Linked DNA regions of Homo sapiens: region 2 is linked to region 1. The links are chromatin contacts, found by Hi-C or POLR2A ChIA-PET in ENCODE. All regions are on one chromosome and are shown on one strand. Each heading gives the region's core, a stretch centred on a gene start or an enhancer-like site at or near the end of the contact. The rest is flanking DNA. Distances are from core to core; before and after follow the strand shown.

What was found. Hi-C counts contacts between places; a loop is a spot of excess contacts on that map. ChIA-PET counts read pairs that join two places held with the same protein, here RNA polymerase II (POLR2A).
Region 2: a map of PC-3 shows a loop between it and region 1 (5-fold over the local background). The contact joins two enhancer-like sites. A Hi-C loop is called at or near these places in 1 of 168 maps with a recorded cell type or tissue (PC-3). POLR2A ChIA-PET finds 5 or more read pairs at or near these places in 5 of 52 experiments (A673, K562, OCI-LY7 and 2 more).

What each region holds. Positions count from the first base shown.
Region 1 is chr5:159,751,340-159,753,998 of GRCh38, reverse strand. It overlaps LOC105377688 (a long non-coding RNA gene), which reads left to right. Exons shown (of 4, transcript XR_001742949.2): 2 at 2,190-2,258. Among named protein-coding and RNA genes, the nearest start is that of LINC01847, 120 kb to the left of the region's middle. Within about 2 kb of position 1,303, at least 3 of the 41 ENCODE cell types and tissues checked have a DNase peak (open chromatin) inside an H3K27ac peak, as active enhancers do; they include PC-3, where a contact is called at or near this core.
Region 2 is chr5:159,824,424-159,827,082 of GRCh38, reverse strand. All of the region lies in intron 2 of LINC01847 (long intergenic non-protein coding RNA 1847), which reads left to right. Among named protein-coding and RNA genes, the nearest start is that of LINC01847, 46 kb to the left of the region's middle. Within about 2 kb of position 1,367, at least 9 of the 41 ENCODE cell types and tissues checked have a DNase peak (open chromatin) inside an H3K27ac peak, as active enhancers do; they include PC-3, where a contact is called at or near this core.

The sequences.
Region 1 (2,659 bases), core at 54-2,553:
AAGAAGTCACTATACAAAAAAGATACGTGCACATGCATATTTATACTAGCACAATTCACAATTGCAAAAATATGGAACCAGCCCTAATGCCCATCAATCAACGAGTGGATAAAGAAACTGTGCTATATATATATGATGGAATACTACTCAGCCATAAAAAGGAACGAATTAATGGCATTCACAGCAACCTAAATGGAATTGGAGACTATTATTCTAAGTAAAGTAACTCAAGAATGAAAAACCAAACCTCACATGTTGTCATTCATAAATGGGAGCTAAGTTATGAGGATGCAAAGGCATAAGAATGATACAACGAACTTTGGGGACTCAGGGGAAAGTGTGTGGGGGGGTGAGGGATAAAAGACTACAAATTGGGTTCAGTGTATACTGCTCGGGTGATAGGTGCACCAAAATCCTACAAGTCACCACTGAAGAACTTACTCTTGTAACCAAAAGCCACCTGTTCCCCCAAAACTTATCGAAATAAATTTTTTTTAAAAAAATATGTTTAATATACCTAACCTATCCAATGAATATCACAGCTTAGCCTTGACAACCTTAAACATACACAGAACACTTACATGAGCCTAGAATTGGGCAATATCATCTAACACAAAGCCTATTTCATATTTCATAATAAAGTGTTGACTATCTTAGGTAATTTATCGGATATAGCACACTGAAGCTTATCAGTTGTTTACCCTTCTAATGGTACATCTGACTGGGAGCTATGGCTCACTGATGCCCAGCATCATGAGAGAGTATCATCCTGCATATTGCTAGCCTGGGAAAAGATCAAAATTCAAAATTCAAAGTACGGTTTGTACTGCATGTGTAGTGCTTTTACACCATCGTAAAGTCGAAAAATTGTAAGTTGAATCATCATTCACTGGGGACCGTCTGTATGTGCTAAATAAATAGACAATCAAGTGTTTTAGGTTTTCTAATCATTCAGAAAAGAGGGATATTGTTACAAATTCATGAGTCAGGGAGCTCACTGTGGCAGAGAGGGGGATGGGCTGGGCTCAGAAGAAAGAGAAGGATTTGGATTGGGGGGTACCCAGGGGAAGCCATGGGTGTGGTTGGGGTTGGAGAGGCAGGGTCTTCGTGGTGATTCTGCTTCTTAACTGACAGAAAAGAGGGCCCACCTCTCTGTCCCTGGCAGATCACAGAGAGACCAGCCTTTCTTAAGGAAATAGGACCAAGGGCATGGAAGCAAAATACCCAGATGACTTCATCAAAAGAAAACATGCGACTCTTGCATAGACCAAAATAAACTCCCTAGACTGACGGGGTGGGGCCAAGGGACAGTTCTTGAGCTGAAGAGAAACTCCAGGACCTTCCAAGGCATTCTTTGAAAAATGCTCTTTGGATAAAATGCAACTTAAAAATAACTTCTGTTGGGTGTGGAGAGGAGAACAACTCAAATATTGGGGCCAGAAACCCAGAGTAAGGGCCAAATTTGGGCTAAGAAAATGCTAGATTCTCGAGATCTTTGGAAAGCAACTTCTTCCCTCATTTATTTACAATGAATAAAGTTTCTTAGAAACAAATACAAGGAAATCAACAATTTGTAATTTTTAAAGTATCAAACAAGTATGCTAATCAATAAATAGATTATCTTCCAGTATGATGAGAGAAAATAAAATCTAATAAAGGTCTAGGATCCAAGATAAACAAATATGACACCACTGGAGAAAAAGATGGTATTTAGAGAAAGGCCAAATGAGGTGGTTCTAACCCTTAGAGCAAGGGGTGTAAGGCATTCAAATGTAGCAGAGATTGCACTGGCCTGAGAAGCAGGCTCACCTACAGGGAGAATCCAGCTCTACCACTCTTGTTGTGTGACCTTAGGTAACTTACTTCACTTCTCTTATCCTCAGTTTCTTCATCTTTAAAATGGGAAAATTCATACCTGCCTCTCAAAGGTACTGTGGAGATTAAATGAAGTACTGCAGAAAAACTACCTCAGAGAGTATCTGAATGTTAGAAAACTTTAAATAATATTGGAATTCCACTTCTCTCATATCACTTTAGAGGGTTGGAGAAATTGGAGAGCTTCAGAGTTTGACACCTTATGAAAGCTGAGAGTCCTTAACATATTTCCATTAGCAAATATTTATTAACTTCTGTTTGTAAGACACAGTGATGGATAAGATGTAACACAAAATTCTTGGTCTCCTTATCAGGGAGTGAAATAGTTATTGATTACCACAACAAGATGCAAAAAAAACCCGAAAACTTAGAGGATTAAAATGGTGAGTATTTATTTAGCTTACAAATCTGCAAGTTGGAAGTTTAGGCTGGGCTCAGCTGGGCAGTTCTTCTGGTTTAGGCTCATATGTCTGGGAGTTGACTGACTATTCGTTGGTCTAGGATGACCTCAATGGGCGTGACTGCCTGGTCAACATGGCTTTTGTTCTATGTGTTTCATCCTCTAGCAGATTGGCCTAGGCCTGTTCTCATGGTAAAGGTACAGGAGTAAGAGTAAGCAAGCCCAATTGTACAAGTGCTTTTCATGCCTTTGTGTCACATTAACTTAACATACTATTGGCCTAAGCAAGTCATGTGGTTAAATGCAGAATCAGTATGAAGGGAATATATACCTGCATGTCAAAGGATATGGATGAAGGTAGGGATAAATAAATGAGGTCATTAA
Region 2 (2,659 bases), core at 118-2,617, 73 kb before region 1:
CTAAGTCACCAGTCTGTGGTACTTCATTATGGCAGCCCTAGGAAACTAATCCAGCAAATATGACTCTGTGCTCCTTTTAAGCCAGACCCAAGTCTGAAGTCTGAGCAGAGCAGTTCATAGTCTGCCTGCTGGGAAAGCTGCTGGCCTCCACCCTGGGGAGACAGTGCTTCTGTTCCACAGCTAGGAACAAGGAGAGTCTCCACCCTCACTTTAGACCTGGTCTCCCTGCTCTTCTCTCCTCTGCCTTGGAGGCCCATAAGCCTTTTAAAAACAAGCAGAACCCTTAATGTCCACTTTTCCTTGTGTGTGGGCAGGGCTGTTTCCTTGTGCTGGGCTGCTGGGCCATGGAATGTGACCTCTCTCTGTGGAAAGAGCCCAGAGCGAGCATTGCCAGCAGAGTTGGCAGGTACCGAGCTACCCAGGGTGCAGACACCTGTTGCTTGAATCTATTTGTGGAAACCTCCTGAGTGCTCACTGCCTACAGGAAGGGCTTGGGCTGCTCACCAGATGAGTCACTTCTGCATTGTCATAAGAAGACTTTACAGTTAAGTGCCCATCCCAGGTTCCCAGGGCCGCAGGAGCACACCAACTGATTTAGTGCCTGGACTGACTTTATAAGACAGACTGGGCATCCCCATTTTACTGATGAAGAAACTGAGGCCCAGGCGAATGAAGGGATTTACCCAGGGTAATAAAATTAGTTGACACAACTGAGACAAAGGAGCTGCATATGGGAAGAACTGGATGCTTACATGATAAAATCTAGGTGCAGGGGGCTGGGTACCTGAGGGGGCAGTAGGAGAGGCAACTCCCCAAGGGAAGCGCTGAGAAATGGGAGACTGGAGGGCCAAGAGGCCTCGGCTTTGGAATCAGAGCCAGGTTTGCATCCAGGTTCTGCCAAATACTAGCTGTGCAACTGGGTGAGTTGCTCTCCATGCCTCAGTTTATCTGATAAAGAAAATAGTTATGCCTCCTTTGTGGGTTGTTCTGACCATTAGATGAGAGGATACATGTATTTAAGTTGGTGTCTGGTATCTGTGAATCATTCCCTAACTCACTAGTATTATTATCGTGGTAGTGATTAGCAGCCTCTAATTACCCTGTGCCTTTGCCTGGAGCTGACCTGCGGCTGTGGCCTCTTCTGAGGTGGGAGGGGCCTGACAGGGGCAGGGAGTGGTTGGTCAGGGAAATGGGCCAGGAGAGGCCCTCCACAGCTGTTGGGAACTGGAGAGCCATCAGGAACCAAGCCCTCAGAGGTGATTTCTGTTGCTAACTTTAAGGGCCTGTGAACAAAACAAATAAAACCTGGTGGGAAGTTTTTCAAAATGTTCTCAGGTGCTGCCAAGCCTCAATATGTTTTCTGAGCCACACCAAGGCAGCCTCATCCCCCACTCCCTGTAGAGGCAAGGGACTGTGACCCTTTCAGGGTAACAATGCATATGAGCAATGTAGCAACTTGGGCAGTACTTGTTCTTTTTCCCCTAAGGAGGCCCGTGGCTCTCACTCATGCACTCTTCATGCTGAGCTGCACCCAGTGGCAAAGAAACAGGGCTAGGGTAAAATGAGGTCCAGGAGGTCAGCTCTGCTGAAGGTGAATATTAACTGTGGAGCCCCTCAGGTGTTGAATAAGAGGGCAAATTTCCAGACGCTTCACTCTTTTCTCATAGAAGCATCTATTCCCTGCCTATCCCCCAGCATAGATCTGACAGTGACTCTTCTCTGCTGAAATCTTCCATGGCTCCCTATTGCCCATACCCTATGGGATGAAGTTGAAATTTCTTATCCTGGCATTCGAGGGCTTTGAGGATCTGGCCTCAGTCTACTTCTGAAGCCTGTCCCTTGTTGGGTTCCACATGAACCCAAACTCCAGCCATACCCAGGACTTGCAGTTCTCCAAATGCACCCATAAATTCTACCCCACTGTGTCTTTGCTTTTGCCTGCAGGACAGGCTGGTGTAATGGAGACATGGTAGGTGCTCAATACATGTTTGCTGAATTGGTCATACTTTATTTTATCATCTTGTCATGTTTAAAGACAATTCCTGACAAAACTGTGAGCAAAATAAAATGGCTATTTTAAGCCACTACGTTTTAAGGTAATTTGTTGCACAACAACAGGGAATCAGAGCATCAAATTAATTTAGTTTTTAAAAAATGACCTAGGTATTAGTCATCCAGTATTAAAGACGGGAGACAAGTCTTGATTTTAAAAATGAGATAAGCTTCATCACCGAGCTTTTTGATGACAGAATGCTCAATTCACAGGGAGAGTACACTCAATATCAGCTTTGACAGGGAGAGAAAAGTGAGAGCAGGCGACTGCAGCAATGGTGGCATTTAATCTGCTATGCCCTGCCTTTGTCCTGAGGTGTTGGGCTGGGACCTCTCAGTCTCTCTATGCCGAAGCTGCTGGCTATTTTCATTTCCTGCAGGAGATGCCATGATGAAAACAAGATACTTAGAAATAAATGAAATGAATTAGCTCAGGAAGTCTTTTCTAGCACAGGACCAAAAAGTCTGTCTTGGGATGGAGACCCATACTAATTATTCTAGAAACAAGAAAACTGCTCGCTTGCTCTCTTTCTTTCTCTTTCTTTCTTTCTTTCATTCTTTCTCTCCCTCTCTCCCTCCCTCCCTCCTTTCTTTCCCTTTCTTTCTC